Regions from separate parts of the Mus musculus genome. Here regions 1, 3, 4 and 5 are each linked to region 2. The links are chromatin loops, found by intact Hi-C in ENCODE. Cell type or tissue: left cerebral cortex. All regions are shown on one strand.

What was found. A loop is a pair of places that touch in the nucleus more often than their neighbours do. Peaks named below come from ENCODE experiments on the same cell type or tissue, not always from the same donor. Only the 100,000 strongest peaks of a DNase experiment are listed, where the experiment ranks them.
Region 1: a loop joins it to region 2, with 2.4 times the contacts of the local background. A loop is called at or near these places in 8 of 42 quality-filtered maps.
Region 3: it touches region 2 in a loop (2.9-fold over the local background); 29 of 42 quality-filtered maps call a loop at or near these places.
Region 4: it touches region 2 in a loop (4-fold over the local background); 28 of 42 quality-filtered maps call a loop at or near these places.
Region 5: a loop joins it to region 2, with 3 times the contacts of the local background. A loop is called at or near these places in 5 of 42 quality-filtered maps.

Annotation. Positions count from the first base shown.
Region 1 is chrX:101,442,568-101,447,567 of GRCm38, reverse strand. Nono (non-POU-domain-containing, octamer binding protein) reads right to left here. Exons shown (of 12, transcript NM_023144.2): 6 at 4,543-4,638; 7 at 4,077-4,273; 8 at 3,207-3,291; 9 at 2,778-2,880; 10 at 2,234-2,273; 11 at 1,340-1,449. Among named protein-coding and RNA genes, the nearest start is that of Itgb1bp2, 4.0 kb to the left of the region's middle. In left cerebral cortex, no CTCF peak of the experiment used is centred here; no DNase peak of the experiment used is centred here.
Region 2 is chrX:101,552,594-101,557,593 of GRCm38, reverse strand. It overlaps Taf1 (TATA-box binding protein associated factor 1), which reads right to left. Exons shown (of 39, transcript NM_001290729.1): 16 at 4,763-4,904; 17 at 4,298-4,428; 18 at 2,911-2,991; 19 at 923-1,072; 20 at 651-770; 21 at 244-419. Among named protein-coding and RNA genes, the nearest start is that of Taf1, 22 kb to the right of the region's middle. In left cerebral cortex, no CTCF peak of the experiment used is centred here; a DNase peak (open chromatin) is centred at 2,474.
Region 3 is chrX:101,660,274-101,665,273 of GRCm38, reverse strand. Ogt (O-linked N-acetylglucosamine (GlcNAc) transferase (UDP-N-acetylglucosamine:polypeptide-N-acetylglucosaminyl transferase)) reads right to left here. Exons shown (of 22, transcript NM_139144.4): 6 at 3,943-4,022; 7 at 1,720-1,915; 8 at 1,291-1,431; 9 at 530-630. Among named protein-coding and RNA genes, the nearest start is that of Ogt, 23 kb to the right of the region's middle. In left cerebral cortex, no CTCF peak of the experiment used is centred here; no DNase peak of the experiment used is centred here.
Region 4 is chrX:101,669,421-101,674,420 of GRCm38, reverse strand. It overlaps Ogt (O-linked N-acetylglucosamine (GlcNAc) transferase (UDP-N-acetylglucosamine:polypeptide-N-acetylglucosaminyl transferase)), which reads right to left. Exons shown (of 22, transcript NM_139144.4): 13 at 4,506-4,664; 14 at 4,301-4,390; 15 at 1,848-1,973; 16 at 1,208-1,378; 17 at 982-1,098; 18 at 709-879. Among named protein-coding and RNA genes, the nearest start is that of Gm52429, 24 kb to the left of the region's middle. In left cerebral cortex, a CTCF peak has its summit at 2,311 (motif pointing left); no DNase peak of the experiment used is centred here.
Region 5 is chrX:101,426,626-101,431,625 of GRCm38, reverse strand. It overlaps Nono (non-POU-domain-containing, octamer binding protein), which reads right to left and starts at 1,975. Exons shown (of 12, transcript NM_023144.2): 1 at 1,864-1,975; 2 at 1,074-1,133. In left cerebral cortex, CTCF peaks have their summits at 2,073, 2,272 and 3,659 (motif pointing left); DNase peaks (open chromatin) are centred at 2,093 and 3,759; H3K4me3 peaks cover 2,024 bases; H3K27ac peaks cover 1,451 bases.

The sequences.
Region 1 (5,000 bases), 110 kb after region 2:
TACAGTAGAATCTATCTCTGCAGGTTCTAGCTCATCTAAGGTTTCTTCCCACTACAGGCCATTTCTACTTAACTACTCAAGTCTCCTCCTGACTGTTAGGAGACAGGCAACCAAGTCTGTTTAGAGCTCTAATGGAGAACCCTGAGAGGAAAGGCAGGCTTTACTAGTTACGGCTCCAGTCAGTCATCCATCCATCTTTATTTAGCTTTCTATCCACATTTTACATACAACTGACATTTCGAGGTTGCATAGGTTCTAGCCAATTTCTTTTTCATGAGCCAGGAAAAACAGACTATTGTTCTTTAGGAACCTTACATCTATCCAGTTTTGGCCCATTCCATTTTGACATTACAACCAGAACAACTTCAGGACTTTATGAAGCACAAGGCCCTTGGATTCACATCTGTTATATATACATCATAATATCTAACCTTCCTTGACTTCCCCCATGTAAAGAACAACCTGCTGGCCAGACATGGTGGTATATGCAATGGGAGGGAAGAGGCAGGAGGACTGAGGCCAGCTGGTCTAGACTACAGAGACCCTACCTTAACAAACAAAACCCAAACAACAAAGCAACTTGTTTGGGCTGGAGAGATGGCTCAGCGGTTAAGAACACTGACTGTTCTTCCAAAGGTCCTGAGTTCAAACCCAGCGACCACATGGTGGCTCACAACCACCTGTAATGAGATCTGATGCCCTCTTCTGGCATATCTGAAGACAGCTCCAGTGTACTTACATATAATAAATAAATCTTTTTAAAAAAGCAACTTGTTTACAGAGGATAGCAATAACTAACAATTAATCAGATCACAGTCAGAGGCTATAGTTTAACCCCAAGGCTAAAACAGCATATACTAGATTTTCTCAAGAGTAAAAACTGAAAGACCAAGGATATGGGATAGTGGGACAACACTTGTTGCCTAGCATATATCACATCCTGTCTTCAATCATCTGCACCATTTTATGAATACCAATAGTCAGTCCTGAAGATCAGCATCTGTACCAAAGTCAGAGGGAGGAAATGCTGAGAAGATAGCTTAGTTGGGTAAAATGCTTGTTCTGCAAGTTTGAGGACTCAAAGAAGGGGGAGAGGGGCAAGGCATAGTGGCATGTATTTGTAATGGCAGCAGCACTGGGGAAACCAGAGGATTCCTGCGGTTCACAGACCAGTCAGCCTAGCCTAACTGGCAACTTCAAGGCGGCATTATGCTCATGTCATTTATTGCTCAGATGGCACCTGAGCAATAAATGAGACAAGCAGCTGACCTCTAGCTCACCTATATGTACACGTGTACACACACACACACACACACTAGACATCCCTGAAATTTATTACCAATCCAAGGGTTCCATCTGGCATCATAGTGGCAGGTCCTGGAGGAGCTGGAGTACCAGGTGGCACAGGAGCAGGGGGCATCGCGCCTCTATTGTTTATGCCCATAGCACCTAAAGTAGAGTAGTATGGTCACTATAGGGGGAAAACATTAACACTCTCTTCCCCTACCAAAGGGAGCAATTCAGTATGTAGTCAATCCCCTACGCCCAGCCTATAAGCCCTAATATTCTTGGAAATGTGATGTCATTTAAATTTAGACTAGGTGGAAGCTCTATAACGCAGATTAAGAAAGAAGAGAAAGGGGCTGGAGAGATGGCTCAGCGGTTAAGAGCATGTCTGAAGGTCCTGAATTCAAATGCCACATGGTGGCTCACAACCATCAGATCTGATGCCGTCTTCTGGAGTGTCTGAAGACAGCTACAGTGTAGTTATATATAATAAATAAATCTTAAAAAAAAAAAGGAAAGAAAGAAAAAGAAGGCTCTGCAAGCATGAGAATCCAATTAAAAACCCAGTCTGCACATCAAAAGCTGAGCATTGTGGCTCAAGCTTTTAATCCCAGCACTTAGGAAGCAGAGGTAGGTGGATCTCTTTAAGTTAAGATCAGCTTGGTCTACATAGTGAGTTTCAGGACAGCCAGGGCTACACAGTAAGAACATGTCTCAAAAGAACAAAAAAAGAGCTGGGCAGGGCTGTACATGCTTGCTACCCCTGGTTTTGAGAGGCAGAAACAGGCAGATCACAATAACTGGCCAGCCAACCTAAAAACCAAAACCAAAACCAGACAGGCAGTTCTTTGGTTCCTGGATACTTGCTGCTCTCTACTTTTTAACTACCTTTTATTCCCACCCCCAAAAGGCACCAGAACTATTTCATTCTTTCTTAACTCCTTACCTCCCATAGCCATTTGGCCCATCCGTATCTCTTGTTCTCTCTGAAAAACAATATACACTCAACACAGTCCAAGACACCATTTACTCTATTACAATGCACTGATGACAACAAAGGGAAGTAAACAGTGATGACATACTAATGCCCTCTTGCTATTTGTACAGTGATTTCAGGTAACAAATTATAATTTTCTATTAGAAAATTATATTAGAGGCCACAGGAGGAAGAAATAGTTAACTTCTTAGAGCTGCAAACCATGTAATTACAAGGGTAGCAGTACATTAGCAGAAGTCTGCTCCAGGACTCAAATTTCTCTTATCATCACTGGAAATAAGAAACAAAGTAGTCCCGGATTTCCATCCTAAATTTGTTATATATGGCAAGAGCTCTCTCTCCCTCAAACCTTACCTCACCTACTACCAACATTTTTTTCCTAAAAGGAATTTCATAATATAGAAAAGTTGCTCATAACCTAATACCCTTACAGACATTTCATAATCTTATATGATGACTGGCCTACCACATCATAGGCACATGGGAGATATACCGCATCAGGGAAGGTTCCCTTGAATCCTTCCTGCTGTCGGCGCATCATTTCCTCTTGCTGTCGCCGCATCTCTTCCTCACGGCGCCTGCGTTCCTCTTCCTGCCTATAGAATCATCAAGGTATTTTAAGATAAGACATACCGGAAAAATGAGTAGACCAGTTGAATAGGAAGAAGATTAAAAGCTAGCACAGCTTGCCAAGAATAAGGGCAATATTCAAAGAAATTAAGAGACCAGCATTGAGTTCTTTCTCTTTAAGGAAGCCCTTAGGCAATTCCTAGAACCAATGCAGCTCTAAGTGAATAAAGGCATTTGCTATTAAGGCTAATGACAAGTTTAATTCCTAGGACCATTTGATGGAAGGCCTCCACACATTGTGGCATGAAACCAGGCCCAAAACAAATAAATAAATGTTTAAAAAAAAAGTTACCTGAGTTCTAACTGCTTTCGCTTCTGAACCTCTTGGTTATGCAGCTCCTCCATTCTCCGAAGCTCTTCTTGACGTCTCATCAAATCTAGCAACAGATTGAGAATTTTGAACTCTCTTTACATATATACAATTTCCCATAAATATCCAGAAAGCAAAGATGCCAAGCAAGATACAAGATATAGTCAGTCTGGAAGAGGAAACCTTGATTGGCCAGTGGATAAGCCTACGGTGCAATTTCTTGGTTGATGTGGAAGGGGCCAGCTCATGGTGGGTGGATGAGCAGGCATGGTGGTACACACCTTTAATCCCAGCACTTGAGAGGCAAAGGGCAAAAAGGCAGGCAGACCTCGAGTTCAAGGCCAACCTGCTCTACAGACTAGTTTCAGGATAGCTAGGGCCACACAGAGAAACCAAGGAAACCAAGCCACAAACAAACCCCCAAAAACATCAACATCCAAAAATAAACAAAGGGGGGGATGGACAAGCCCTGGGTAACAATCTAATCAACATTAGTTCCTGCCTTAGCGTCTCTCAGTGACCTAAATTTTAAGATAAAATAAACCTTTTTCTCCTTAAACTGCTTTTGGCCATGCTTCGTGTATTATCACAGCAACAGAACCCTTAACTAAGACAATATATAATCCCAGAAGGATCATGCAAGTAAACTCAAACTTAACCATTTCTTTCTTCATTGACTCTTCTAGTATTCTATACCCATCTCCAAATTCATCTCCCTACTAGGATAAACAAAGTATTTCAGGGAATAAAAACAGAGACTTTGTCTTTTTCTACTAAGAAATAAAGAAATTACTGAACAAAACTGGTATTTGATATGTATTCCACTTTCCCTACTTACAGGCCTCTACTCACCCTGCCTCATTAGCATAACCTGGTGCTCATGACGTGCAGCCTCCATCTCCATCTCCAGCTTCTCACGAGCCTCCTTGATGTTCCGATCCACTTGATCCTGCTGTTGCTTCTCCATCTCAATGAGTGCCTTCCAGCGCATGGCATACTCATACTCAAAGGAGCCAGGTTGTGCAAATCTGGGTGGCTGTTCTCTCTCCCTATAGACAATACACATTATGTATGATAATACTTTTGTCCAAGATTCCATAGAATCACTCTCTTTTAAAGGCCAAGCAAACACAGGTATACAGCAAAGACATGCCTCTTTTAACCACCCCTTCAAGTTTCAAGAACAGAAAAATAACTACGGGATGAAGTGTAAGACAAATATGTTAAGGGTCTGGGTTCAACTACCAACACCACATATATAAACACACATCCCACCCCTCCCCAGAAATGTATAAAAGTCAACTACTGGACCACACACTTGTGGAATTGCTGGTTTTTTATAACCAGTTTCTCTGGAAGTCCCTCTTCATCATCTAACTGGTCCATAGGCTCCACAGTCACAGGCCGAGGAAATCTGGGTGATAGAAGAAAGTTAGTGTTAATGAGGCCATACCCTAACAAGTATGCTCCCGACACCTGACATTGGCACGAGGAACTACTTAGGAATAAGACTGGACAACTATCATACTTTAGACAGGAAATGAGAAGTTGGCAAGGATTCAGACTGTAAACTGGGCCAGTCTGAGGTTAATGACACTCCTGCTTTAGCCTCCCAAGTACTGGCTGGAATTATGGATATGAACCACCACATCTAAACATATTTCTAAAGAATTTTATACCTAGCCCCAAGTAATCGAGTCCCTCTTACCAGCATTATGAATAATTTGGGGATAACAGCCCAGATGGAGCCAGGTTTCAGATCTCTGTAATAGTCTC
Region 2 (5,000 bases):
ATGGCCCAGAACATAGGAGATAGATATAGAATTATCAAAAGTTTGAGGCCAACATACCCCACATAGCAAGTTCGAGATCAGCAGGGCTATCTCATTCCAAAATAGAAAAATAGTATCTGAGAGCGGGAGATAGAGTTAGTGATTTGCATGTACAAAAGCATTATTAGTTCAAAATATAGCATGTCTAGGAAACGTCCATATTCTAGCTTAAACTTTAAACAGTACTGAATGAATATAACATACTTGTTCTGTAGGTCAAAGATGCGCTGACATTCCTCTTTGTAACGTTCTTGATGCTCAGCCACTGAAAACCTTGATCCACGAGCAAATTTACTCATGGGCCCCTCTCCAGAGCGAGCCTGTTCTGTTGACATTGTACGTACCACATCAATAACTTCCCAGCGGGACAACTTTTTAATCTGAAAGAAACACAGAACTACACATATGTAACTCATTCAGGGATGTTAAAGGACAAAACAGGGCCATGATTAGAAACCGAAAAAAAAAAAAAATCAAAGCCTAAAAGAAGTTTCACAAGTTTTGGTAAAGCCTCTACAGCATATGAAGCTCCAGACGATTCTTTCTAGCTTCCTACCTTTTCTCTCTGCATACAAAACCTCTTACCAGGAGTTTTCCTCTTCTAAACCTACCTCCTCCTCAGGCACACCAAATTTACGAAGAAGCTGCTTGGCATTTTTCAGAGACAGGCGACGAAGGTCTGCATCTGTTCCTGTGACTGTCTTTTTCACTGGCTGAGGCTCTTTATCATCCTGTCTCAAACAGAAACAAATAAAAATCTGAAGCTGACCTCCTAACAGTAAGCATCTATGACATTGTGGTAAATGAAGCACGTCCAGGCCCTCCACTCTATTCATCGACTGCTCAACCCTCAGTCCTTCCATTTTGATTTCTAGACTCTCACCTTCTGTTGTGTCGGTTTGTTTGGAATCTTCACATAGGAGAACCCTTCACCACAGCCTGTAGGATCTGCTACTCCAGTCACCTCCAGGAGACATTTGCCCTTCATGGCAGCAATGAAAGCCCTTGTAGTATTCCAAGGAGCAGTACGAACCTGAGATAAAGGAAAGGATTCTCAGGGTAATTTTCATGATTTCTTAAATTATCAAGTTAAATGTAGTGGCTATCCAATGCCTGGCTCTCTTCTATGGTACTTATATCATGATATTAAAGAGATACTCAGAGTGTAACCAGGATAAGAAATATGAGGAAACAATGATGTTCTTCACTCCACTTTCCATAAAACTTCAGAAGGTAGTGTTGTACCCACACTCATGATGCTCACAGTTAAAAGGACATCTGTATTTGATTGTCATGGCTCCCTTATTTTGATTTTTTATAATAGGGTCCCTAGACCAGGTTGCCTGAAACTCCCTAGGTAGTAAAGCTTATCCTTGAATATCTGATCCCCCTGCTTCAAGAGTGATGGGATTACAGATCTCACTAGCCCAAAACCTTCTTTTTAAACAAGATAACAAGAAGCACTGATTTAAAAAGTGTTGAGGGCCAGAGATGGCTCAGTGAGTAAAAACATTTGGTGTACAATCACAAGGACTAGAAATTGGATCCAAGCACCCACATAAGAAGGCCCATGTCCACAAATACCTAAAACTCCAGCTCTAAGGGATCTATGTGATCCCCTCTTTTGTACCCTGTACACAGGCACACACACATACAAACACAAATAAAAGTAAATCTTTAAAAGTTTTCTTTGAATTAATGAAAGTACATAGCTGGGTATGGTGGTACACACCTTTAATCCAAGTACTTGGGAGGCAGAGGCAGGCAGATTTCTTTGAGTTCTAGGCCAGCCTGGTCTACATATAAGTTCCAAAACAGCAAGGATGACATAAAGAGAGACCCTGTTTTGAAAAGAAAACAAAAGAAAAGGAATGAGACGAGAAGAGAAGAGAAGGGAAGGGAGGAAGGAGGAAAGGGGGAGGAAGGAGGAAAGGGGGAGGAAAAAAGAAAAAAAGGGAAGAAAAATATAATGCAGACTGGAGAGATGGCTTAGCGGGTAAGAAAGCTAACTGCTTTCAGAAGACCTGGGTTCAGTTCCAAATGCCCACATAATGTAGCCATCTCTAACTCCGCCTACAGAGAAATCCAATGTAGCTGATCTTCAATAGGCACCTATACTCACCTACATTTTAAAGATTTATTTATTTATTTAATTGTATATGAGTACATAAAATACTCATTTATTGAAAGAACATAAAATTGGATGTGTTGGGAGGTTCATCAGAAGATTTGGAAGGAGTTTTGAGAGGGGAAAGAATACAATCAAAATATATTGTGTGGAAAAAGGCAATAAAAGAAAAAGAAATTTCTAAAAGAGGGAAGCTATTACTCTCTTCAGACACACCAGAAGAGGGTATCAAATCTGTCACAGATGGTTGTGAGTCACCATCTCCACCATGTGGGTTGCTGGGAATTGAACTCAGGACCTTTAGAAGAGCAGCAGTCAGTATTAATAGCCACTGAGCCATCTCTTCAGCCCCAACACACACCTACTTATGTGCACATACCCACACACAGACACACAGACACATAATTAAAGACAAAAAATTTCAAGATGGGTAGTGGTGGTACATGCCTTTAATCCCAGCACTCAGGAGGCAGGGAGGCAGGAGGATCTCTGTGTTCAAGGCCAGCCTAGTCTACAGAATGAGTTCCTGGACAGCTACACAAAGAAGCCCTGTTTCAAAACAACAACAAATCAACCAATCAACCAACCAACCAAACAAACAAACAAGTGTTGCTGGGCATATTGGGATGTCTGTACTTTTAACACTTGGGAGACAGAGGTAGGAAGATTTAAAGTTCGAGGCCAGACTGGATTATAAAGCAAGATTCTGCCTCAGAAAATAAAAATAATTTGTAAAATCTTACTTCATCATCAATCTTCATCTGGAAATCTTCTTCATTTTCTTCCTCAGGAGCAAAAAAGGACTTCTCTCCATAGCCAGCATCCTGAAAGAAGACAATTCTATGCATAAATAAGGTCAAAGGAAAAAACATATTTTCTCCAAAAACAGTTTTGCTGAATACCAAATCCAAATATAAAATACCAAACCATATTCTGCATAGAAAATAGATCCTGCATTTTTAATGTATATATTCCTGTTGAGCACCCTTGAGATCGTTGAGCTCCTAGAAGATATGCCAGACTCCAAGGAATTTGCTGCATTAGTTCAGAGGCAGAATGCTTGTCTAACATGTGCATGGCCCTGGGTTCAAACAAGTTTTTTTCTAGAATCTTTTAAAAAATAATTTATTTTTATCTTATGTGCATTGGTGTTTTGCCTGCATATATGTCTGTGTGAAGGTGTCAGATCCCTGGAACAGGAGTTACAAACAGTTGTGAGCTGCTGTGTAGATGCTGGGAATTGAACCCAAGTCTTCTGGAAGAGCAGCCAGTGCCCTTAACCATTGAGCATCTCTCTAGCCCTCAGACAAAAAACATTTTCAAGGAACTTATGTGGATGTGTGAATAGCTTAGGACCCATTTTAAAACCAAGCAATCTAAGCTAAAGAGAAAGAAAAATTCTCACTACAGAATTTCTCAGTTGGACTTTTTCTGTTTTGGCCTTTGTGGTGGTTTGAATGAAAATGGCCTCCATAAGCTCACAGGGAGTGGCACTACTGGGAGATGTGGCCTTATTACAGAAGGTATGGCCTTGTTGGAGAAAATCTGTCAGTGGGGGGTGGGCTTTGAGGTCTCAAATGCTGAAGCCGGCCCTAGCGTCACTCTGTCTTCCTGTTGTCAGCTAATTTGGATGTAGAACTTCACGCTACCTCTTTAGAGCCTGCATGCTACCATGTTTTCTGGCATGTTGATAATGGACTAAACCTCTGAACTATAAGCCAGCCCCAATTCCAAGTTGTCCTTTATAAGTGTTTCCATGGTCATGGTGTCTGCACAGCAACAGAAGCCCTAACTAAGACAGCCTTATAAGCCACACTTCCAGCTATCATCTCTGCCTCCCCGGGAAGCTGCAAAGCCCTTTTCCTGCTTGTTTTACAAAACAGTCATCACTCAATTGTGCTATCATTTTTAAAGGAAGGCAATATGATTTAAGTTCCTCACTGAGCGTCACATTGCCACTTAGCTATACTGTAGCTTTCCTTAGAATCCATACACACACAAAGTACCTCATACAGTTTAAAATGTTGAATAACTGGTAATAATCTAGTAACTATAATCTCTACAGAATTGTCTTCTATCTTTCTGAAAAGAAATTTAGGCATAAGCAGTGCCTGACAAGAAGAGGCTCACCTTTAGTCTCTGTTCAGCAGCTATCATGCTATAATAAGCACAGCACTGTTCTGGGGATACCATAGCTCGGATCTCCTCTTCCGTTGGTAAACGAAAATCAGACTTCAGCACCCACCAGTTTGAATCCATCCCTGGAAAAGATTCAGGGAAAACTGTTCTGAATTCTAACACCCAAAAGTAACAGTATAGTTACCTGACACTTAACCATGAAATGCCCTAAATATGACTAATTTAGAAACCTTGCTGTCAGGTTTCTTACATCTTATGTAAGACATGCAAATACTCACTTGGACTATACTAGCAACCAATTATCATCAAATTATCAAAGTCTCTAGTTACAAGGTTTGGTACCTTCTCTTACAACCATCAATTTCTATTCTATTAGTTATAATTTCTTTTAACTGACTGTCATAATTCTTTAGGAGTACAAGAGCATCAGAGAAGACAAGAAGTCACACTGAGGACCTGTACGTTTGAAGTCGGCACAGAGCTTTAGCCTCTTCCGGATGCTGCTTTCTGAATGTGAAGGAAAGGCTTTCTTTATATCTTCCATCCGTATCCTCCGTGGCCTATCTTTACTCTTCCAAAAGAGCCGGTAAATAAAAACCTGTCCAATAAGCCAAATACATTTTATTACATAAAGGATAAAAGCTCTTACCAAGGTGCCTTCTCCAACTAAGCTCAGATGTGTTTTCATCGTTCT
Region 3 (5,000 bases), 110 kb before region 2:
AGGCAGAGGAGGCAGAGGCAGGTGGATCTGAGTTCCAGGTCAACCTGGTCTTACAGAGTAAGTTCCAGGACAGTCAGGGCTACTTAGAGAAATCTTGTCAAAAAGAGAAAGAACAAAAAGATGCTGAACTGGATTTGGGTGGGTGGGGGGATAGGCGTCAATCCTATGCAAAGATATACAGGCAATCTAAGTGATACTAAGAGATTGAGAGAGTCTTCTGTAGAGAGTCTGTGAGAGTCTTCTGTAGGGAAGAGCACACCAATTGGTTATCCGACACCAAATGGTCAACCCTAAAAACATACACACAAGTAACATTATGCAGGTTGTACAAGTTATATTTAGAAATATATATGCATATAAATACATATACATATATGTGCGTTACAACAATTCATGAAAAAGGTGGCCATGGATTTGAGAGCAAGGAGGTATGGTTTATGGGAGGGTTTTGGAGAGGCAGGAAAGAGAAAATGATATAATTATAATCTCAAAAATGAAAATAGAAAGAAAGCAGCTCTGAGTTTCTTACCGTATGGCTTCTTTATAGTGCATCAGTGCTTCCTGCAGCTTGCCCTGCTGTTGCAGTACACTTGCTAAATTGGAATGTGCAGCAGCAAACTCTGGGAAGACCTACAGAGTTCCGATCACAGCGGACATTAAATAGCAGAAAGAATCTTCCTTTACCTCCCACAGCCCTGAGTACGTCCCCATGTATCCCAACTTCTCTCCGCCTTTTCTAAGTCTAGTAGCTCAAATTCTACAGCTTCTCCATTTTATACCAATCTTCATTTCAAACGAGAGGTATGCCTCTCTTCCTGTTACTCATGCTGAGTAATGCCACTTTTATCAACCTCCACACCTACTAACCACTAGACACAGGCCTGAGTTCTTCACTGCACTAGCTTTACTTAGCTTACTGGTCAATCTTTGTGCAGATCTCACCTATGCATAATGAGCTCAATATAGGGGTGTCTTACATGTCCACAGGACCTTACATCAATAATGAATGATCCTCTTAAAGAGGTGAATGGCAGCTGAGCAGTGGTTGGGCACACCTTTATTAACCCCAACACTTAGGACTCTCTGGGTTTGAGGCCAGCCTGACCTACACAGTTGAGTTCGAGGACAGCCAGGGCTACACAGAAAACCCCTGCCTCAAAATCCAAAACTAAAACCAAAAGTAAAAATAAAATAAAAATCAACCCAGAGGTGAATGGCAGGCAAACAACTGCTTTCCCTCTATTGTCACACAGGCTAGGCTAAACCCTCCAGCCACGGCACTGAACATACTTCTAATGCTTTGCGATACAGGCGAACTGCCTCTTCAATGTTGCCCTGTTCCCGTTTGATGTTGGCAAGGTTATTCAAAGAGTCTGCATGAGTAGGACACAGACGAAGAGCTGTGTTATAACAATCTTCTGCTTCAGCAACCTGGAAAATGAAACAAACCATTCAGAAACTACACAGAAGAATCAAAGAGACCACTGTTATTCTAGTAATTCAAGTAGGTGCATCATTGAGTCTAATGGTTGGGAACACACCAGAAAACAGACACTTTCCAGTATCCTCCTGCCCAGCAAACAACACTCCAAAGGAAATCAATATAACCATCTCAGTACTTAATATGTACATCTCAATACTTAATATGTATGTAATATGAATGAAGACTCTTCTTTTCTACCACATAACAAGGAAGTAAAAATAAGGCAAAATCCTTACACTGCCCTTCTCTTTGAGAGCATTTGCTAGGTTGCAGTAAGCATCGGGGAAATGGGGTTGCAGTTCGATAGCTCTCCTGTAGGTATCAATGGCCAGGTCTATTAGGCCTTGCTCGTAGTACACACAAGCCAGGTTGCCGTGCACCACCGCATGATTTGGGCTCAAACTTAAGGCACGAAGATAAGCTGCGACAGCTCTGTGAGGAAACAAAAACAAACACATATACACAAAGTGCAACTAATTAAACATATTATTATTAGTGTTTCTGATATGTGTACAGGTTGCCATGGACCACAGTGCACAAGTAGAAGGCAGCTTTGTGAAGTTGGTTCCATTGTGGGTTCCAGGGATCAAACTCAGGTCACTGGCTTACACTTTTACTCACTGAGCCATCTCGCCCAACTAACCTTAATAGTTTATTAAATGAAATGCCAATTAATTTTAACTAATGAGAATTAACTTGATATGATTTATTATATATCAAAATCTCATTTTTAATAAAATATATTTTTTGTGGTGCTAAGAACTGAACTTAGGGCCTCATGCATGCTAAACAAGGGCTCTACCACTGAGTAAAAATGGTTGACCCTGCGTTTTTATTTTGGGATATGTTGGGTTTTATTTTTTTGTTGTTGTTTTTTCTTTTCTTTTTTTTTTTTAAGATTTACTTATTTATTATATGTTAGTACACTGTAGTAGAGGCACTCCAGAAGAGGGCGTCAGATCTTGTTACAGATGGTTGTGAGCCACCATGTGGTTGCTGGAATTTGAACTCCGGACCTTCGGAAGAGCAGTCGGGTGCTCTTACCCACTGAGCCATCTCACCAGCCCCTTGTTTTTTGTTTTTTTTTTTTAAGATAAGATTATTTACTGTTCAGCTTTAGCTGGCCTCCACCTCTGAGCAAGCCTCCTCCCTTGGCCTCTCAAGTGGTAGTATTACAGGTGTGAGCAACTACAACCAAGCCCAGGATGGTTTTTGAGAAAGGTTCTTACTCTATCAAGGGCCTGGCCTTGAACTCACAGCAATCCTCCTGCTTCAGCCTCCCAAGTGCCAGACTATAAAACATATTTTCAGAGAAAAACATTTGTGTGTTCCTGCTCGGCTTTCCTTTAACAACAAAAAAGTTACCAAAGGCTGGAGAGCTGGGGAGAGCTGACTCAGTGGGCAGAAGCACTGGCTGCTCTCCCAGAGGACCCTGGTTGGAATCCTAGAACCCACATGGCAGCTCACAGCCATGTATAACTACAGTCATGTATAACTCCAGTTCTCGAGTATCTGAGGCCTTCTCTTCTGGCTTCCCAACATGGCCAACAGATACATACGCAGGTAAAACACCCATACACATAAAGTAAAATAAATGAAGTGGCTGGAGAGATGATCAGTCGTTAAGAATTTTTGGTGTATTTATGAGTTTAGATCCCTGAACCCACCTAACAAGCTAGGTATGGCCATGTAAAAGCATGTAGCCTCAGCACCGGACTACAACAGGAGATCATTGAGGTATACTGACTGGCAACCTAGCCAAAAATGTAAACCCTGGGTTCAAGGAAAGAATGCCTCAAAGGAATAAAGTACAAAATGATACAATGGGGACAGACACCAATGTTCTCTTCAGGACTCCCATGTGCCATTCACCTGCACACACCTGTACATACAACACACACACACACACACACATACACACACATAAATTAGAAAAGCTGATTTTAGGGGGCTGGTGAGATGGCTCAGTGGGTAAGAGCACACCCGACTGCTCTTCCAAAGGTCCGGAGTTCAAATCCCAGCAACCACATGGTGGCTCACAACCATCCGTAACGAGATCTGACTCCCTCTTCTGGAGGGTCTGAAGACAGGTACAGTGTACTTACATATAATAAATAAATAAATCAAAAAAAAAAAAAAGAAAGAAAAAAAGAAAAGCTGATTTTAAATAAGAAAGTCAAAAGTCAAGTTTTACTTAGCTTTCTTAATCAGATCAAGAAAACAATTCAGTCCAAAAGGTAATCATATCTAACAGTTTTATAATAAAGGAAATTTCAACTGAATTAAGTGTAAGGATAAAAGCATTCAGGAAAACCAACAAGAAAAGTCACCAAACTGTGAAATAGAGTGTGACGAAGCAGGAGGGGAGAGCACGCTGATAAATGTCCTTCTGGAAGCTATTGCCACATTTTAGTCCAAACTAGAAAGACAAGGAAATTGATCAAACATAACATTCTTACCTGTCAAAAATGCGTGCCTCTTTCAAGACATTTCCTAAATTGATATAAGCATCCAGAAAATTTGGGTCAAGGGTGACAGCCTAAAATTAGAAGACAGTCAGTTAGAAAAAGATAGGATTTTATCACATTAACTTCTCATTCAGCTTTTATTCTGAAGTAATTTTAAATATCCAATTACATTTTGTTTCTAGAATAAAACTCAGTTTGTGGGGCTGGAGAGATGGCTCAGCAGTTAAGAGCACTGATTGGCTGGTTGGTGGTGGCACACGCCTTTAATCCCAGCACTTGGGAGGCAGAGGCAAGTGAATTTCTGAGTTCGAGGCCAACCTGGTCTACAGAGTGACTTCCAAGACAGCCAGAGCTACACAGAGAAACCCTGTCTCGGAAAAAAAAAAAAAAAAAAAAAAAAAACAACAAAAAACAAAACAAAATAAAAACAAACAAAACCAAAACACTGACTGCTCTTGCAGAGATCCTGAGTTCAGACCTGCCTCTACCTCCCAAGTGCTACTATTAAAGGCTTGCGCTACCATATAAGTATTTCTAATGCTTGGCCCTATTGTCTTCAGTTAATTTAACTCTTCTAAAAGATAGTGGTAGAAACAAGCAGTGAGCTCTTAAGTATGTATGTTCCTCTACTCCATACACACAGCTCAGCAAGTCCTCAGTAAGATATGTAATTAGAGTTGGAACATTAAGCCAAGTATGGCAAAAACCTGTAATTCAAGCAGCTGGGAGGTCTAAGTAGGAGCATGCAGTAGTTCAGGTCACCATCAGCTACACAGTAAGTTTGTAGGCAGCCTGGGGCTCTCTGAGACACTTTTACAAAATAAGCAACTGATGTTCTGGCGCTGGGGAGTAGTAGCTCAATGGTAGAATGCTGGGCTAAGGCCCTAGAAAGATAATCCTCTAGAATAGTAAATGCAAATTTAACTAAAACACTGAAAGCTTTTCAAATATTTTAAAGATTCCTAGAAACACTTCTTTTACATAGATAACAAACAAGTCTCTATTAGATAAAGATGTGACAAATTTAGCTTAGATTATCTACAGTCGTA
Region 4 (5,000 bases), 120 kb before region 2:
CTGGGATTAAAGGCGGACGCCACCACTGCCCAGCTAAACTGACTTTTAAAAAAAATTAAGGGGGAGGGGAATGGAGAGATGGCTCAACAGTTAAGAGCACTGACTGCTCTTCCAGAGGTCATGAGTTCAAATCCCAGCAACCACATGGTGGCTCACAACCATCTGTAATGGGATCTGATGCCCTCTTCTGGTGTGACTGAAGACAGCTACAGTGTACTCATATACATAAGATAAATAATCTTAAAAAAAAAAAAAAAAAGAGCCGGGGCGTGATGGCGCACGCCTTTAGTCCCAGCACTCGGGAGGCAGAGGCAGGCGGATTTCTGAGTTCAAGGCCAGCCTAGTCTACAAAGTGAGTTCTAGGACAGCCAGGGCTACACAGAGAAATCCTGTCTCGAAAAAAAACAAAACAAAACAAAACAAAAAAAGATCTGAATTGAAAGGTTGTGCAGGATTTGGCCAGAGAAAGGATAAGTTTACAGAAGCAAAAACTATATGGTGCACAGAAAGGCAAATACAAAATGTTAGCACAGTAGGTTCTCACTAAGGAGCCTGATAGCTGAAGCCAAATGACTTTAAAACCAGACACAGCTTCAAAAGAGCCAGTTCCCAATAAGCTTATCTCTTACTCTGTAAAATGGAGTGGCCATAAGACTTAGAGGAAAGGATGGGTGTCATGTATGTGATACATAATTACAGTCCTTTTACCTGTGTAGTCGCCAGTCCATTGCTAATACTGAATCCGTTAATTGTTATCTGAATCTGCCCTCTGTTAATCATTTCAATTACTGCTTCTGCAATCGTATTCATGGGAATAACGGGCATATTAAGAGCTGTGTTACTGCTGTCTGGATTGTCACCTCCATCAGGACATTTCATCTGGAAAAAAAAAATCAGCAAGACAAAAATGAACTATAAACAAAAAAAAAAAAAATCACAAATTTGATTTGCTTCAATGACAAATGCTGACTAGGTTCTGACCTTGACAATCTTCACATCGGGTAGGCTATCGAGAAATGCTTTGAGATCGATGCCATTCAGAACTATCCGATTATCATAAATGTGCCCATTGGATTTAAAATCGATGACTGCTTTTTTCTAATGGAAAAAAATTCAGACATCCCTTTTCGTAAAGGTGAATCTGGACAACAAAGGGAGGATCAAACACAGTTCTCGGGGTTTCCTCATATCATTGTTTTCTGCCTACCTTCAGGTGAGGGAACATATTAGCATGATCACCAATAAAGAAAGTATGGGGCATATAAGCCAGTTTCTCAGAATACTGCTCTGCAACTTCAGCTGGGGAAGTTTCCTGATCAGTGATGATGTAATCCATGAACAGTGCACCACTAGTCCCAGGGTAGCCCAGCCACATGGCCTTAAAAAAATACAAACAAAAACAATCAGACCAAAAGCTAACAACTGTTATCCATCCATAAACCTACCAACTTACTGTAGATATAGCAACCATCTCCCCAAAGGAGTTCTTTCAAACGAGAATCTTCATCAAAAGGCTCTCAAATTATGTATGTAAATAAATGAGAGGCTGGTTTCATTAGTCAAGAGCAATCCAGCAGCCTTTCCAAATAACTTTGTGTTAAGGTGTTCTTCAAATGTGTTAAGCAAAGGAGCTGTTAATAGAAAACCATGAAATGCCTGTTTCCACTGATATTTTACTGGTAGGCACTATGTCTACACCTAAAAATCTATCCTCGTCCATTCCAAGAACACACTTTTAAAATAAAGAATGTCTATTTTTGTTTTCCAGAGCAGTTAGCCAGATGGAGAAAACCCAAAACCCACTATCTTTTCAGACCAATAGACATTGTAAGTGATTGTTCTTTTACCTGAATAGGAGCTGGCCTAAGAGCAAAGAGCTCATTCCGAGCACCCTTGGTATACCCATTCATATTCACAAGGATGTGAATTCCATCTTGGTGGATGCGGTCGGCTGCTTTTCCATTACAAGGAATCTGTGGAACACACAGGAAGAACGATGTAGAATCTTAGATTAATACAATTGGTTTTAATAACATTAAACAGAATTTAGAGACCTAGATGAAAAAAAGAGATGGGAAAGCTAGGGCCAGTGGCTCACTCTTGTGTCCCAGCACTTGTTAGGTAGAAGCAAGAGGATCAGAAGATAAACACCAGCCTCAGCTACAAGAGACCCTGTCGCAAAAAAAAAGATGAGGGGGGGCTGGAGAGGTGGCTCAGTGGGTAAGAGCACTGACTGCTCTTCCAAAGGTCTTGAGTTCAATTCCCAGCAACCACGTGGTGGCTCACAACCATCTGTAATGAGATTTGACGCCCTCTTGTGGTGTGTCTGAAGACAGCTACGGTGTACTCAGACATGATTAAAATCTCTCACATAATCTACTGTTTACCTCTTTGAAAGAAAAAAAAACAGGCTAAGTTTGAAGGAAAAAAAAAAGGAGATGAAAACCAAGTCAGTGAACTAGGCAACATAGAGCTTAGGACTGCTATAATATCAAAGCATTGCAGAGATAGAAAATAAAGGAAGCTAAGCTTCCATCTAAATTGAATGGCTTAGTAAGTTCCAGAAAGGAGCTAGTATTTGAAATAGGCCTCAAAGATGAACAAGAGGCCAAGCACATTGTTACGAGCCTGGTAGGTAAGCATTATGACTTTGCAACCAGCTAGAGATAAATACTTAAGACTCTGTCTTAAAAAATAGACAGATAAGCCACATAACAAAAGATGACTAGAAGTTTGACATAATATAATTACAATGGAAAGTGGTATAAACAGAGGACTATAACAGACTCAGTAAGAGTGCTAGTGCTTCCTATACAAGCAAGATGACCTGAGTGTGGCTTCCAGGATCCATATAAAAAGCCAGATGTGGCCACCCATGTGCACCTCAAACCTTAGGTCTGTGGAGGTTGAAGGCAGGAGGATACAGAGTTTGCTAGCTTCCAGCCTAGCCCCAGGTTCACTGAGAGACCCAGTCTTCAGAAAAGAAGGTTCAAGAGTAGTACTGCAAGATCTCCACAGTTGACTGAGCATGTCTGGACTTCATTTTTGAGGCATGGTCTCTAGCCCAGACAGACCGTGAACCCTGATCCCACTGTCTCTGCCTCCACCTCTAAAAATGCTGAGATTATAGGTATGAGCCATAACACCCAGTTTATACAGTGCTACAAAGCAAATCCAGGGTTTCATGTATAATAGGAAAGCACTATACTACATTAACTATGTCCCCAATCCAGTGACTTATTTATACATGTGTTTACATGCAAATATATGCATACTTAGTTAGACATATTCATGTCTAAAGGTATATTTCTTTACTTGTCACCCATGTGAATAATAGAACCTACAGCAAATTAAATTCTCCCATAGGTTTCAACTTTAATTCATCACAAAATTTACAGAGTAAAGAACAGAGCCAAACACAGAAATAAAGACAACTAACCAGAAGGGCATGGTAGCACCTACCACAATCTCAGAACTTATAGAGGGCTGAAGCAAAAGGAACACTACAGAAGGCCAACCTGGTCTACATTGTGTATTTCAGGCCAGACAGGGTTAGGAGCATAGTAAGTCTCTGCCTCAATGCTCCCCCTGCCACCCTACAAAAGAATGAAACAACAAAGCTGGGGGCTGGTGAGATGGCTCAGTGGGTAAGAGCACCCGACTGCTCTTCCGAAGGTCCGAAGTTCAAATCCCAGCAACCACATGGTGGCTCACAACCACCCGTAATGAGATCTGATGCCCTCTTCTGGTGTATCTGAAGACAACTACAGTGTACTTACATATAATAAATAAATAAATCTTTAAAAAAAAAAAAAAAAAAAAGAAACAACAAAGCTGGGCGGTAGTGGCGCACGCCTTTAATCCCAGCACTCAGGAGGCAGAGGCAGGAGGATTTCTGAGTTCGAGGCCAGCCTGGTCTATAAAGTGAGTTCCAGGACAGCCAGGGCTATACAGAAAAACCAAAAGAAAAAAGAAAAAAAAAAGAAAAAAAAGAAAGAAACAACAACAACACACAAACATTCTCAGAAATAGGTAAGGCAACTTTCTACTACTGTGTTGTTTTATTTTTAATGAGATGGGGGCCTCACATAGCCTTTGCTTTCTTTGAAAGAAATCCTCATCTTCTTAACACCCAAGATGTATTTCCTTTTTAAACTATTTATTCTTTTATTTATTCAGTAGGGTTTTGTTTTTGTTTTGTTTTGTTTGTTTTTTCCTAGACAGGGTTTCTCTATATATAAAACTAAAAATCTTTTAGGGGAAAAAAAAAATGGAAGGATCAGAACGATCACAGTTTTACCTGAGAAAGATCAATGAAATGATTGGCTTCCGCCATCACCTTCACTCGAAAGTTTGTACCATCATCCGGGCTCAAGGCATAGCAGAATACCTGAAAGGCAGGGAGGGGACAGTGTGCTCAATAACCTTTGCTCCAACCTTCTCAAAAGGAAGTGAAGTTAATGCTGAAGATGACAGGGTAAAGCCACCAAAAAACCCATTCTTACCTCAAACTTATCAGGATTATGCATGCCTGGAATAGACTGCATAAGGTGTGAAGTAGGGTGATTCCCGAAGTCAGAACTCACATAGCCTACACGCAATCGGCCATCACTGAGCTTCAAGTCTTTTGGATGTTCATATGGTGGTTTATGAAGGACATTAATCTAGCAGCAGAATAAATGGTCATTAGGAAAATCAAGTCATGTGTAAATGTTTTATCTAAAAAACCGTTAGAACTGAGACTGGTGATGAAGCGCAGTTGGTAGTGCGCTTTGCCTAGCACATATAAAGTCCTAGTGGTTCTGATGCCAGAACCACATGAAAAGCAGGCATATGGTATCCCAACCCTCAGGAGGCTGAGGCATATGGATCGCTGAGCCTACACACTGGGTTACCAGCCATCCAGTATCATGTAGTGAGACAAAACAACAACGACAAAAACTACATGAGCATGTTGGTGCACCCCTGAGACCCTGTAATTGTGAGGTAGAAATATAAAG
Region 5 (5,000 bases), 130 kb after region 2:
CCCAACAATTGAATCTTTCTCTTTCTTTCTTTTTTCCTTCCTTTCGACCCAATCTCGCAGCATAGCCTTAGCTGTCCTGGAACTCTGTACTCCAGGTTGGCCTTTAACTCTCAGAGGTCCATCTGCCTCTGCCACCATGTCTGACCATGGAGAACTTGTTTTCTTTCTTTCTTCCCCCCCCCCCCCACACACAGGGTTTCTCTCTTTCTCTGTGTAGCCTTGGTTGTCCTGGAACTCAGAAATCCACCTGCCTCTGCCTCCTGAGTGCATGGATAACGTGTAACAACCAAATTTATTTTATTTGTTTTTGAATAAAAATCCCCATGGTGACAGATTTCAAAATCTTTCCCTTCCATGTAGTCTTCTCCATAAGTTTCCATTTACCAAGGAAGGTTAGCACTGCCCAAAGAATCTAAATTACCACTGTATACACAGCAAGTACCAAGCATGAAAGAAATGTTCCTATGTTAAATGCAATAATATAATTTTGCAGAAATAAACTTACCAAACCCTAACTACAGAGATCAGCAGTTAGGATTTCTGTCTCCTATCACGTCCTAAGATTAACCACAATGAAAGAGACTATAGCTACTGTGTGTGATATACCTGCAGACATGTTCAGGACCATATTAATCACAGGTATCTGAAATCTAAATCAAGGTCCTCTCAATTTTAGAAGAGTCAAATTACTAAATGAAAAACTGCTAGAGAAATCCAGTGTGAACTTGCTAGGCTGATATGGTTGCCTGGTGGGCGACTGTTAAAGCTGTAGAATACAATCACGGTAAAGGCGGCTGAGTTTCTTAGGACTTTTTATTTAAAAAACAATGAAGTGGACAAACATAAATTTAAGCACTAACCCCTATTAGAACAGCCATAATTAGGGGTTATAAAAACAAAACAACAACAAAAAAAAAAACCCACACCACTCAGTCACATTTTAGTTTCAGATTCTAAAAACGGTTTAGCTTAAATAACATGAAAAGTGCCCCCCAAATTAATTTCTCATCTGTAAAATCTGTATTAGTTAAGCATCCTGCACTTTACCTGATGACCCTACCTCCTGCACCTACCTTGACTTGGATTTGAACACAGCAAAGTGTCTGCCTCGCAGTCCTCACTAACCTCGACTGCTGTTAAAAACACAAAGAAAGGTGTCAGCTTACAGTAAGACGTCCGCAAAGTGAAAAATACTCGAAAGTAATGCCACAGAAAGCAACATTTTTTTTTAATTTAGAAAAGCGATGCCTACAAATGCCTAGGAAAAGCTTAAGGAGCAAGGGGTTCGGAAAAAAGGCGCGCGCGCGCGCGCGTGCAAGGGTGGGGTGGAGGGTGTTTCATGAACTTAGCACCAAAAGCCAAGGGGTCTGAACTAGCAAACTTCCCACTTTCGTTTCAAATAACAAAACAACAACAACAAAAAATCCATAGCTCCAGGGGCCCCACAGGCCCTCTAGGAATTAATGGCCTTGAAAGGCTAGGGAGGAGCATCCGACAAAGCAAAGCGCCTCCTCCTCTAACCTCGACTTCAGGGCCTTAGTATAATAGACCCCACACCCTGTGGCCCAGGGCGTTCAAGAAGCCAACAACTTAGGGCCACTAAAATTGGGGGTGAGCAGCACAAAGAGTCTGGGCAAGGAAGCAAGAAAAGCATTGGCTAATGCCCGCGGCGGGGAGCAGGGAGCGCTCTGGCCCCCATGGGTGGGCTGCGAAGGCCTTGTGCGGAGGGGGAAAGGCCTCCCGGGCCTTCGGAACCCATAGCCCGTGTGCAAACTCGGCCTCGCCCCAACCCCTCCCTTTCCAGAGTGTCGCAGGAAGCCCCACCGCATCCCTAAGCAACCAAAGAGCCATCCCCAAACTCACCCTCTGGCCACAGTTCTTTGCTCGGAGTATGGGCGACGCTGCACGGCCTCCACCGTCCCGAGAAAAGAGCGCGCGACCGCCGGAAACGAGCCGACGGAGCTCGGTACCTCCCGAGGGGGGGGGGGGTCAATTTTGGATTCCCGATTGGCTATGTGAACTGCCAGTCAAAGTTTATCTCCCGAGAAAGTCTCATTAGTCCGCCATTTCTTAACGTTTATTGGCTACCGACTGTCAAAGCCTTGGGTTCGTGTGAACGACAGATGGGGACAAAGAGCGAGGCTTCGTAGCTTATGCGCATGCACTAGAGGCGCCGAGCACAAGACGGAAAAGGAAGGGGGAGGGGGAGCCAGCAGTGGAAGGTAGGGGGTCGGAAGGAGAGGCTCACCCGGCCCTACGGAAGGACTGAAAACCTAGCGGTGGGAGGAGGAGAGAAGAGAACTTGTGCGAGAGGAAGATCGGAGCGAAAAGGGGGGAAAATGTGCACGTAGGCGTGTGCTGAGAATTTATGCACTGCGCCTGTGCAAAATTAAGACTAACAATGTCATTGTATTCTATGTGGTAGAGCTAGCCGTTTGCTACTGAAAAAAAAAAATGTGCCCCGCCATGTTTCTTTTTTTCCACACTTCCTCAAAGCGTCTACCCTGACACCCTATACAGTTTTAGTTTCCTTTCTCAGTGCTGGGTATGTTTGGGAAGTGTAACTGAAATGGACATGATTGTAGAAACAGGCAGGAGGGCAAACGATTTTGACACTTTAAGCTCAGTGATTACCCAGAACTGTGACTAGCACCATTTCCATAGTAACCAGAGAACCCGATAGGCCAAACAGACTAAGGTTCCCATCGCAGAGAGACTCAACAGGTTGGTCGGCGGTGCCTGAACCAGTATGTTGGAGGTCTTCACATCAGACCTACTCTTTATCCCATAGGAGGCCTATCAGGTAATAATAACCTTCGTTATTCCATAATGCCTAGCTCTCCCAGGCGGTTAACCAAGGATTACAAGGTTCAATAGATAGGCACCAGTAGTTAATCCTCAGTAATTAATTCATACTCCTGATGGCAGATTATCTCAATAGGCATTACCTATACCTTGTATGGGGATACAATGATATGGAACTGTGCTGTCTAATAAGCCTCTTACAATGTTGGGAAGGTTCTGTGGCACCATTCAATACAGTAGTAGAGACTAGCTATATTCTACCCAATCCACCCCGTTTGCGTGTGCGTGTGCATCAACATATGGCTACAACTTACTATAGTGGGTATATTTATCCCAATGGTTCCCAAATTCTTTGAGATAAGATAGCACATTATTATGAAAAAAGAAAATGGGGGGGATCAAGATCAGATAATGCCCTTCAGTATGAAGTTTCAGCCCTACTACTGATCTCCTATATCCACTATCCAATTATGACAGCTGTTTACTACGTATGACTGTCACAATCAAACAGAAATGATTAAGCCTTTAACTTCTGTACTCAGGAGGCTGAAAAAGGAGCCTCCTTGCCCAGAAGGCCACCCTGGACTACACAGTGAGTAGCAAGGTATCCAGTACCTAAGACTCTGTCTCAACACAAAACAATAACAACAAAATTACACATACATGTATATGTATACATGATTTAAAAGGTGAATACTTTCTAAACCATGACCCTTTCTGTTTTCAAAAAAGATTTAATGGGGACTGGAGAGATGGCTCAGCAGTAAAGAGTGCTGACTGTTCTTCCAGAGGACTAGGGTACCTACCCCAGCTCCCATTGGTGGCTGGCTGGGACTCCAGTTTCCAGGAGATCTGACGCCCTCTTCTGGCTTCTGATGGTAATACATGCATGTAGTCCACAGACACATGGACTGTTTTAATTATTTTATGTGTGTATTTTGTCTGCATGTATGTAAGTGCATGTAGTGCCTAAGGAGGACAGAAGACAATGGTGGATCCCTAGAACTGGAGTTACAGATAGCCACCATGCAAGTTTGGGAATCCAACCTAGGTCCAGTGCTCTTAACCTCTGAGCTATCCCTGAAGCCCCAGCTGTGACTTTTTGTATGCAATGATTTTCTTGGAAAAAATAGTAACACGGGGCCTGGAAAGATGGCTTAGGAGTTAAGAGCACGTACTGCTTTTGCAGAGGAGCTGCTTACATTCCTAGCAGACACATGGCAGTTCACAACTATTTGTAACTAGTTTCAGGGCATCTAACACCTCTTCTGACCTCTTCAGGCTCCTGCAGGCTTGCGATCCACAACATACATATATTCAGGCATAACCCAGTTGTGGTGTATGTCTTTAATCCCAACACTTGGGAGGCAGAGGTAGACAGTCTCTCAGTTTGAGGCCAGCCTAGTCTCAGAGTGAGTTCCAGAACAGTCAGGACCTACAGAGAAACTCTGCCTTAAAAAACAAACCAACCAGACTAGACCACCAACCAAGGAGTATACCTAAAGGGATCTTTGGCTCCAGATACATATGTAGCAGAGGATGGGAGGCCCTTGATCCCAGGGAGATTTGATATCCCAGAGTATGGGGATGCTGGAGTGGTGTGGCAGGGAGAGTGTGGGTGGGTAGGGGAGGACCCTCATAAAAGGGAGGGGGAAGGCAGATGTGGGATGGTGGGTTGGTGGAGAAGGTAACCAGGAAGTTGGATACCATTTGAGATGTAAACTAATGGAATGATTAATAATAATAAAAGAAAAAACAAACAACCTCAGATACATGCTTAAGTATGCACACACATGCTTCAATAAAATAAACATTAAAAAAAAACTTTAGCAATGGTGAATGCCTCTAATCCTAGTACTTGGGAAGCAGAAGTAGGCAGATCTCTGAGTTCAAGGCCAGCCTGGCCTACAGATGGAGTTCTAGAACAGCCAGGACTATACTGAGAATCCCTATCTCAAAACAGACAAACAAAACTAGCAAAGTTGGGAGGCTGAGGGGGCTGGAGAGATGGCTCAGTGCTTAAGAGCACTGACTGTACTTCCAGAGGTCCTGAGTTCAAATCCCAACAACCCACATGGTGGCTCACAACCATCTGTAATGAGATCTGACACCCTCTTCTGGTAGCTGTCTGAAGACAGCTACAGTGTACTTAGATATAATAATAGATAAATCTTTTAAAAAAACCTGCAAAAAAT